2 separate regions of the Homo sapiens genome follow, and region 1 is linked to region 2. A link is a loop called in an ENCODE intact Hi-C map of the cell type or tissue named here. Cell type or tissue: ovary. All regions are shown on one strand. Links, peaks and the distances in the headings refer to the core of each region. The heading gives the core; the rest is flanking DNA. Region 1 has its middle 150 kb from the start of SNORD154. Region 2 has its middle 91 kb from the start of SNORD154.

Evidence for each region. Hi-C counts contacts between places; a loop is a spot of excess contacts. Peaks named below come from ENCODE experiments on the same cell type or tissue, not always from the same donor. Only the 100,000 strongest peaks of a DNase experiment are listed, where the experiment ranks them.
Region 1: it touches region 2 in a loop (2.7-fold over the local background); 2 of 110 quality-filtered maps call a loop at or near these places.

What each region holds. Positions count from the first base shown.
Region 1 is chr20:40,866,925-40,871,315 of GRCh38, forward strand. No RefSeq gene overlaps it. Among named protein-coding and RNA genes, the nearest start is that of SNORD154, 150 kb to the left of the region's middle. In ovary, for the core only: no CTCF peak of the experiment used is centred there; DNase peaks (open chromatin) are centred at 2,167 and 2,769; H3K27ac peaks cover 420 bases.
Region 2 is chr20:40,803,015-40,807,405 of GRCh38, forward strand. No RefSeq gene overlaps it. Among named protein-coding and RNA genes, the nearest start is that of SNORD154, 91 kb to the left of the region's middle. In ovary, for the core only: no CTCF peak of the experiment used is centred there; no DNase peak of the experiment used is centred there.

The DNA.
Region 1 (4,391 bases), core at 323-4,322, 64 kb after region 2:
TAAAACGTCCCAGAAATTCCACTGTTCTGACACTCAAGTGGCAGCTTCCAGTTAACACGGGGAATATGGGCAAAAATCCTTTGTCAGTTAGCGGGTCCCAGTTTGGGTTTGGGAAAATCCTTAATGTCCATCATTCTGCCCAGTGGTGCTATACTCAATCACACTGTTCTAGAAGAGTCTTATCTGAGCGAAAGCTGTATTTTGAGTTCAGCAGTGGAGCCCCTGTTTCACTCACTCATTCTCATCATTCTTAACCTTGATTACACCTGAGAATCTTCTGGAGACCCCATGCCCAGAGGCCACTAATCTGTTGGCCTGTTGTGGGGATGGGCTTTTATATTTTCTAAGTACCCCAGGTGATTCTAAAAGACAGCCATAGTTGAGAACCACCAACAGTTGATCCATAAACACATATGGAACACTGGTTGAAGGCTAGGCACTGGGTGAACAGAGATGTCCTCCAAAAAAAGCTTCTACCTAGTATGGAAAATATAAAGGTAAACAGATGATTCAAATGAGCTCATTTCAAGTGTTTGTTTTTGTTATTTTTTTAATTTAACAAACGTTTATATCACTGTCCAGTTGCTAGGCAATGTTCTAGGCACTTTATAAATTTACAAATTTAACCAGTTTAGATCTCAGACCTTAGAACAGTGGTGAAGGTATTATTACTATCCCCATTCTCCAGATGATGTAACTAAGACACATGGAGCTTAAGTAACTTAGATAAAGTCACAACATCTCATCAGTGACTGAGCCAGGGTTCTGACCCAGAGAACTGGACTTCATGTTTCTAACCACCATTCTCTGAAGGCAGTAGTTCCCACCTCATAGTAGAATTTGTGCAGGACACAGATTCTTGGCCCCATTCACCTCCCCTCATACCCCCTCCACCCTTAGGTTTTGGTTCAATCAGCTGAGATGAGACATGGGAACATACATTTTTTTTTCACATGTCCCAGGTGATTCAGACACAGGTGTCCTGGGGACTATCCTCTAAGAAACTCTCTTATTAAATAAGGTGTGGTGGTTTTAAATTGTGTCTACAAATGCTATGACACTCCCTCTAAAAAAATGAACCCTCCCCTTAAGAATCAGCTGAACTTAGTGACTTGCTTCTAACAAACAGAATACAGAAGAAATGATATTAAATAATATGTGATAAGTGGCTTCCAAGAGGAAGGGGCAGAACAAGGGCCAGCCCTTGAGCCAGGTGAGATATGAGAAGCACCAGGATGTACCATGCAGAGCATAAGAGACACTGCGGCTTCCTCGTTGCCCTCTCTTAGGCCACTCATTTTGGGGGAAGCCAGCTAGCTGCCCTGCTCTGAGGACACTCAAGCAGTCCTATGAAGGAGCCTGCATGGAGAGAAACTGAGGCCTCTTGCCAATAGCAGTACCATCTTGACACCCACATGAGTGCACCGTCTTGAAACTGGTCCCTCCAGCCCATCTGGCCTTCAGATAGAGTGACCATACATCCCAGCTTGCCTAGAACAGTCCTGGTTTATCCTGTTGACTGTGCATTCCATGCAATTTACCATTTGTCCTGGATAAAACTATCCTAGTTTAACCAATGGTAAATGATATAGTTATCCTGTTGAGGAACCCAAATTGCAGGCTAAGGCATTTGGACTTCACCCTGGAGGCTGTGGGGAGCCATGGAAGGGTTTTAAGCTTAGGAGTGATCTCATTCCAATTGTGTTTTAGAAAGATCCATTTGCAGAAAATGCACCAGTGTGCGGGAGGAACTGGTATGGAGGGTGGACTGGTTTGGAGAATGGGTGTGGAGGCTTGACCAGGGGAAAACAAGATGAGAAGCCAGGGAGGAGATAAACACAGTCCCTCAGCCAGAGTGGTCAGTGATCATGACCGCCTATATGAAGGCTGGAGCAGTGGAAGATGGGGTCACAGTAAGTTTAGGAAAACTTAGGAGATATTAAACAAACTTGGCTGCGGTAAGAGACAGAGAAGCAGCAGCCAGGGGTGATTCTGAGGCTATCAAGGGGGTATGGCCCCCACATTTCAGAGCCCAGAGCTCTGTCTAAAAATAGCTCTCAAATGAGTCACCTCAATTGCAGCCAACAAGGAATTGGCTGGTTTGTTATTGAATTGCAGGATGTTTGGCCAAACGGACTGAAACCATGTGTAGCCTTGGCTCGAGAAGTTCCCACTGGACCCAGTCTCTTGCTAGGGGCAGTGCCATAGCCCTGATGCATGCATAATCTCACTTTCTTCTCACAACAAATCAGCGAGAATGCCATAATTTCTTCTCATTTATCAGGCCTGATAGAAGCTGCCAAATGCTTCTAGAATGTAGGCTCTGTAGGCGGCGCAGCCAGAATTCAAACCCAGACCTCCTCAGATATTTGGTATCAGCTGGAAAGAGGTTTTTTTGGGTAAAATCCCTAGAAACATTCTCTTGCCTCCTTCCAGCTGGGATACATTGGCTGAACTCGAGTCACCCTCCTAATAAAAATTCCATGTTCCATCAGCAGAATGCTTCCATCCCAATTAGATCAATTTTCTCTAAGTAGCAATAAATGTGCTTTTCTTTCAGAGGCCAGCCCGACACATTAAGTAGGCTTGGGGCAGCCATTCCCCAAGCCTCTGGCTACGAGTGTGTGGGGTCAGGGGTCACAGCACCACCACCTCCAGCTCATTAGTGGGGCCCATTCATCTTTGCTGGGACACCAGCACTCAACATGGTGGCAGGGCTCAGGGTGGGGGTGTGTGGGCAATTCATCAGGGACTCTGGTTCGCCAGAGACAGGAGCAGAAAAGCAGGCCTGCTCACAGGCCGGCAGGAGCCCTAGGCCCAAGAGCTGAGAACCGGAGCTGCCTGGTTAAAGGTTAACCTGGTCTAGGATGTCTGTCTGTAAGGACTCACAGCCAGCTTGTAGGGAAGGAAGGGCCCAGGGCAGGCTCCTTTCAGATGCATCCGGCTCCTGCCTGCTAACAGTTTCCCTTCCGGCCAACTCCCCAAGCCGATCCTTGAAATCCATCTAAGCAAGGCCTACAGGGGCCTGGAGAATGATACTGTCACTCTCCTGTGGTGCGGGGACCTGCCTGGAATAGGCCCTTTGATTTGCAAATCCAGACACTGGAAATGGGAGCCTAAGAGAGCCCCACTCTATCCTGCCCTGCCTGGGCCACTGGGCCTGGTAGAAGCTTGACCAAAAGAATGAGACCTCTCAACTTCCCCAGGACTAAAGCTCAGCCTGCATCAACCTGTGAACCCACACACACAGCCCAAGTCACCCTGAGCCAAGCAGAACTGCAGCTCTGGACATGGGATTCTCAGAGTGGCATGGTAGTAGTTTGCTACGGATGCTGTATTGATGTACCACAAACTAAGTGGCTTAACAGATATTTATTCTCTCCCAGCTCTGGATGCTAGAAGTCCCAGATCAAGGTGCCAGCAGAACCATGTTCCCTCTGAAGGAGCTAGGGAAGGTTCTGCTCCAGGCCTCTCTCCCAGCTTCTGATAGTTCCCTGGCCTGTGACAGCATAACTCCAATCTTCACCTGGCGTTCTGCATGTGTGTGTATGCACCTGTGTTCAGATTTCTCCATGTGTGGTGTGTGTGTGTATGTGCATGTGTGCAACAAGGTCTTGCTCTGTCACCCAGGCTAGAGTGCAGTGGCACAATCTCAGTTCATTGCAATCTCTGCCTCCCAGGCTCAAACAATCCTCCTGCCTCAGCCTCCTAGGTAGCTGGGACTACAGGTGCATGCCACCATGCCTAGCTAATTTTGGGGGTTTTTTTGTTTTTTGGTTTGTTTTGTTTTTATTTTTTGTAGAAACTGAATTTTGTCATGTTTCCCAGGCTGGTCTCCAACTCTTGGGCTCAAGTGATCTGCCCACCTCCGCCTCCCAAAGTACTGGAATTATAGGTGTGAGCCACTGCACCCAGCCCAGATTTCTCCTTTTTCATAAACACACCAGTAATACTGGATTAGGGGCCCAACCTACTTCTGTATAACCTCATCTTAACTAACTACATCTGTAAAGACCTTATTTCCAAATATGGTCTCATTCTGGGGTACCGTGGTTAGGGCTTCAACATATGAATTTGGGGGTACATACAGCCCCAAAGAGCCCCATTAACTCTTCCCCCTTTGGGCCATGTGAGAGGCAAGCCTCGGGGATCCTCATTCATTTGGCAAATGTGTATTGAGCACCCATCAGGCCCAGTGCAAGGTACTAGGGGTACAGTGGTAAGCTGGTGTCTGCTCTGTGGGTTCACAGGTGGCAGGGGAGACAGGGACAATCAATTACAAAAGCAACTGTACAATTACAAATTGTGCTAGGAGCTCTGAAGCAGAGGTGTGAGCAGCTACAAAAGTGCAGAACCAGGTCACACTCCAGGTAAGAAGTCGAGCTGGGGCT
Region 2 (4,391 bases), core at 102-4,101:
TCTTTGCATGGGGAGCTGTAGGGTCTGGAAGCAGTGTACATCACTGCCATCCATTGTCTATCAGCCAGAATCAGACCATGGCCCCATCTAGCTGCAAGGAAAGCTGCAAGCCTAGGAGATAGAGGAATTGGGACTGGGTAGACACATGGCAGACTCTGGCAAGGCCTCAGCGTTTTCCATCCACACCTAACTCCAAACTCCACAAAAGCCTCCTCAGCACTTCACCAGAGTGGACTCTTCTTCTCTCCCCTGCCTCCTTGTCCACAGCCCTCTAGCCCATTTTCTCTGCGTCTTGACCTTTCCCAATGTAAAACTGTTCTTATCTGTGTCATAAGAGGTGGGAGGTAAGGGAGAGAGCAGCAGCATCATTTCCTTGGAGGGCAAGGCATGAACTATCCCCCTCCGCACCCTCCCCCTGCCCACTCCCAACACAGCTGTCTTAGTCCATTTAAGCTGCTGTAACAAAATACCATCAACTCGGTGGCTTATAAACAACAGAAATTTATTTCTCACCGTTCCGGAGGCTGGGAAGTGCAAGGACAAGGTGCCAGCAGACTGGGTGTCTGGTGAGGGCCTACCTCCTCATTGACAGTGACTTCTCCCTGTGTCCTGACATGGTGGAAGGGGTAAGGCAGCTCTCTGGGACCCCTCTTATAAGGGTGATAACCCCATTCATGGGATTATCATGAAGTCTCCACCCTCATGACCTAATCACTTCCCAAAGGCCCCACCTCCCAATGCCATCACCTTGGGCGTTAGGATTTCTAAACATGAATTTGAGGAGTGGAGGGACACAAACATTCAGACTGTAGCAGCAGCCAGGTGTCAGGTGGGCACACAGAGGAGTTCTTTGCAGCTTCCCTCACACCAAGGTCTACATGTGTCTAGACCACATCACCAGCCAGACTGGCCACATCAGTGTAGATATGTGTTGCACAAGAATGTCCACTTTCTACCAAGAGGCATGGGAGGTTGGCTGACCCTTCCCCACATGCCCTGACAGCCCCGCTGATAAGAGGGAGCGGAGGGACTGAAATTTCACTTTCTCAGAAACAGCGGATTCAGCAACTGTGGCTGCTACAGGAGACACAGATCTGCACCAGCTTAATTTCTCTCAGCCTTTATCACCATACACAAAGCAAGAGCTATTATGCCCTGTCCGGCGGCCAAGGACTCACCTCGTCTGGCATTGGGGAAATGATATCTTAGCCTGCAGGGCCCCAGACAGCTTCTTCTTCCAACACTATTGTGGCTGGAACCCTCACCTGCCCGGGGGAAGCTGTTCCCATGCAGGATAGACACCATTCTTGCCATGTAGGGCTCCTGGAGAAGTCTCTTCTAGAAACTGAGCCAGCTTTGGGCCCCATAGAGAGGACTGTAACAGAGCTAACATATTCTGGAGACAAACCCCCATCTCCACACTTGCCTGAGCCCTGAGAAGTTGGGGGGAAAAGCCTCTCCAGGAGCTCCTGGAATAGTTTGAGCTGCTGCTGAGAAGGAATGACTGCCTTCCGGGGGGGATTTAGTCTCCACACTTGGCGATCCTGAGTCCGTATTAAAAATGCAAGACTCTAGTCAGAGCCTACCAGATCCTGCCAGCCTTGGTTGGGACCCTGAGGCTGGGTGAAGGAAGGTGAGGGGAATCAGGGAGACAGGGAGGAAGGATGGTGCCTCCAGCACCACCTATCCACAGCTGATCTCCTGCCTCCAGGACTCCATCTCAATCTGGGGCTGAGCTTCTGGCTCCTACTGTCAGGGATCCCTGAACAGTCCATATATTGTGTGCAGCTCACCTTTGCCCTAGCCCCTCCTCACTCCCATAATCCAAATCCATCTTCTCCTCCACCACCCTGTCCTTTCCCTACAGCCTGAGAAAGGACCCTCAGTTTACCTGGTCTGAGGCATCCTCCTTCTTATAGCTTCAGGCGAGGATCCATAGGGCCTGTCTGTTCAAACCCACTTACCGAGTCCCCTGAAAAGTCCTAAATATTTTTATTTCTTCATTCCTTTGACAAACCCTCTCTGAACCCCTAATTTGTACACAGCCCCATGCTCAGTTCTGAAGGTAAAAATCTACCAGTACCTACTCTCTGCCCTCCAGAAGCTCTTAAACTCAAAGAAAGGAGATAAATGCAAAAACAGTGACATTAATGAAGTCGTGTTCAATATTTTTTGAGCACCTACTATGAGCCAGACCCTGTAAAATATGCACCACAATATAAAGATGAATATGACTCAGTCTGTGGAGAAGAAACGTCAGTATACTATCTCTCATTCTGCTGCAAGTTCATCCCAAGAAACTATGGAGAGCAAAAACCACCCTTGCTCCAAAACCTTCCAGGGGGTTGTTTGTCTGAAGCATGGAAGACATTTTCTGATGGTTGGGAGTTTTCTAGCAGTGCTGTTGGTGCCTCACTTGTGTCTGTAAACATCAAAGCTTCTTACTGCAAGTACTTGAGATGCTCTCCTGCGCATCTTCCCTGGCCTAGGTAGGGTAGACCAGAAGAACCAGAGAATTTATGTCCCTCCCACCCCAGACCAGCCCTCAACCAGTGATGGGAGGAAGTTAGCAACTAAGTGTTCCAGCTTAATCTCTCCCAGTGGCAGAGGGCTAGGGCAACTCTGAGGTGTGTTCTGCCTTGCAGTCCCCAGCAAGATGGTGTCCCAGTTGCCCAAAGCAACAACCTGCTCATTAATTCACCTTATATTGGCTTCCATTCCTTCCCTGTCTTACTCACAACTCCCAACCCACGCTTCCTGGGATCACCTTCCAAATAAACCCCTTGCACCTGAATTCTTCTGTCAAGGCTGCTGTGGGAGGAGCCCAGCCTAAGGAAGATTCTGAAGGCGTCCCCACATCCTGGTCTCCACCCACATGGTTCTCTGCCCCAGCGGGCTACATTCTCTTCCTTAAGCACACCAAAGGCATTGCCTGAGCTTGGACTGCACTGTGGATCCAACCTGGAGCCTCCACCCCAGCCCCTCCATACACCACTTGCAAACACTACTCAAAGAATCCTGTAGGCTGAGAGAGCTAGCTCATGCCTGTAATCCCAGCACCTTGGGAAGCAAAGGTGAGTGGACCACTTGAGGTCAGGAGTTTGGGACCAGACTGCCCAACAAGGTGAAACCCCGTCTCTACTAAAAAATAAAAAATTAGCTGGGCATGGTGGTGATGCCTGTAATCCCAGCTACTTGGGAAGCTGAGGCAAGAGAATTACTTGAACCCAGGAGGCAGAGGTTGCAGTGAACCAAGATCGCCACACCATTGCACTCCAGCCTGGGCGACAGAGTGAGACTCCATCTCAAAAAAAAAAAAAAAAAAAAAAAATCCTCTATTTCCTCTAAGGCAAGTTCAACTTCTGTTGCTTCCACAGAGCCATTCCAGCCACTCCTGCCCTGGAGCAGTAATGCACATGTATATTTGTAGGTGTGCACTTATCATCTCTCCCCCATCCCAGCATGCTGAGAACGCTAACCCTTGCTGCATAGATTGAAGAAAGACACAGGGATAGTTGTGGGGCGGTGTGGGGGTGGGGGTGAAAATGCTGAGAAACATGTGATTTCTTTACTTCTAAAACCCTTTCTTGAGGAAGAGAAAAGGATAGATTTAGGAGAGGGAGAGAAGGGGCCAGAGCCAGAAAGGGTTCAGTTTGAGAAAGAATTGGGAGGTGGTGTGTGGGTGAATGGGAGATGAGGCGGAACAAGAGGAGTCAGGGATCATTCTCAGCCTGAAATGATTGGCTTTGGGGAGAAAATGAATTTTTTTTTAAGTTTTGCCTCCTGTGAAGCCAGCCTCTCTTTGCTACTTTTTGAGGCTTCCATAAAAAGATCCTCTTTTTTTGTGGACGTTGGCAATGCCACGGTCACAAAACGGGTCAGCTTTATGCGACCCCACATCTTGAAATCTTTAAATGGAGGTTAAAATCTCTATTTTCACCAGAAACAGAGGCCCAATCTTCCCCAAGTTCCTAATGACTTCACTGTCCAATTGTCCTGCCTCCCTCTTTCCTGAGCTGAGGGACAGGAGGGGCAGTGGGTGTCCTGGGCGCATGTCCATTCTCCTCAAGCCGGAGCCAGCGACGCCCACACCCTCCCAGCCCCTGGTCCCAGCCCTCTCCCACCTCACCCTGAGTCTGACAAGCCACCCTAATGGATTGACCGTGGCCTCTGCTGGAGGGGCTAAATATAAAACTTTCCTGCGCTCCTCTTGTCAAAGTTAAAAGCTTTTCATGTCTGTGTTAATGTTTTTTTCTGTCTGCTGGCTCCAGTGACAGATGCGGCATCTTGTGCTGAGTAACTGGAGAGTGAATGGCTGGCAGGGGCCGGGGAGGTAGCGGTAATTTATCTCCAAGAGTTTAAGCAGGATGACATGGCTGGGAACAGAAGGG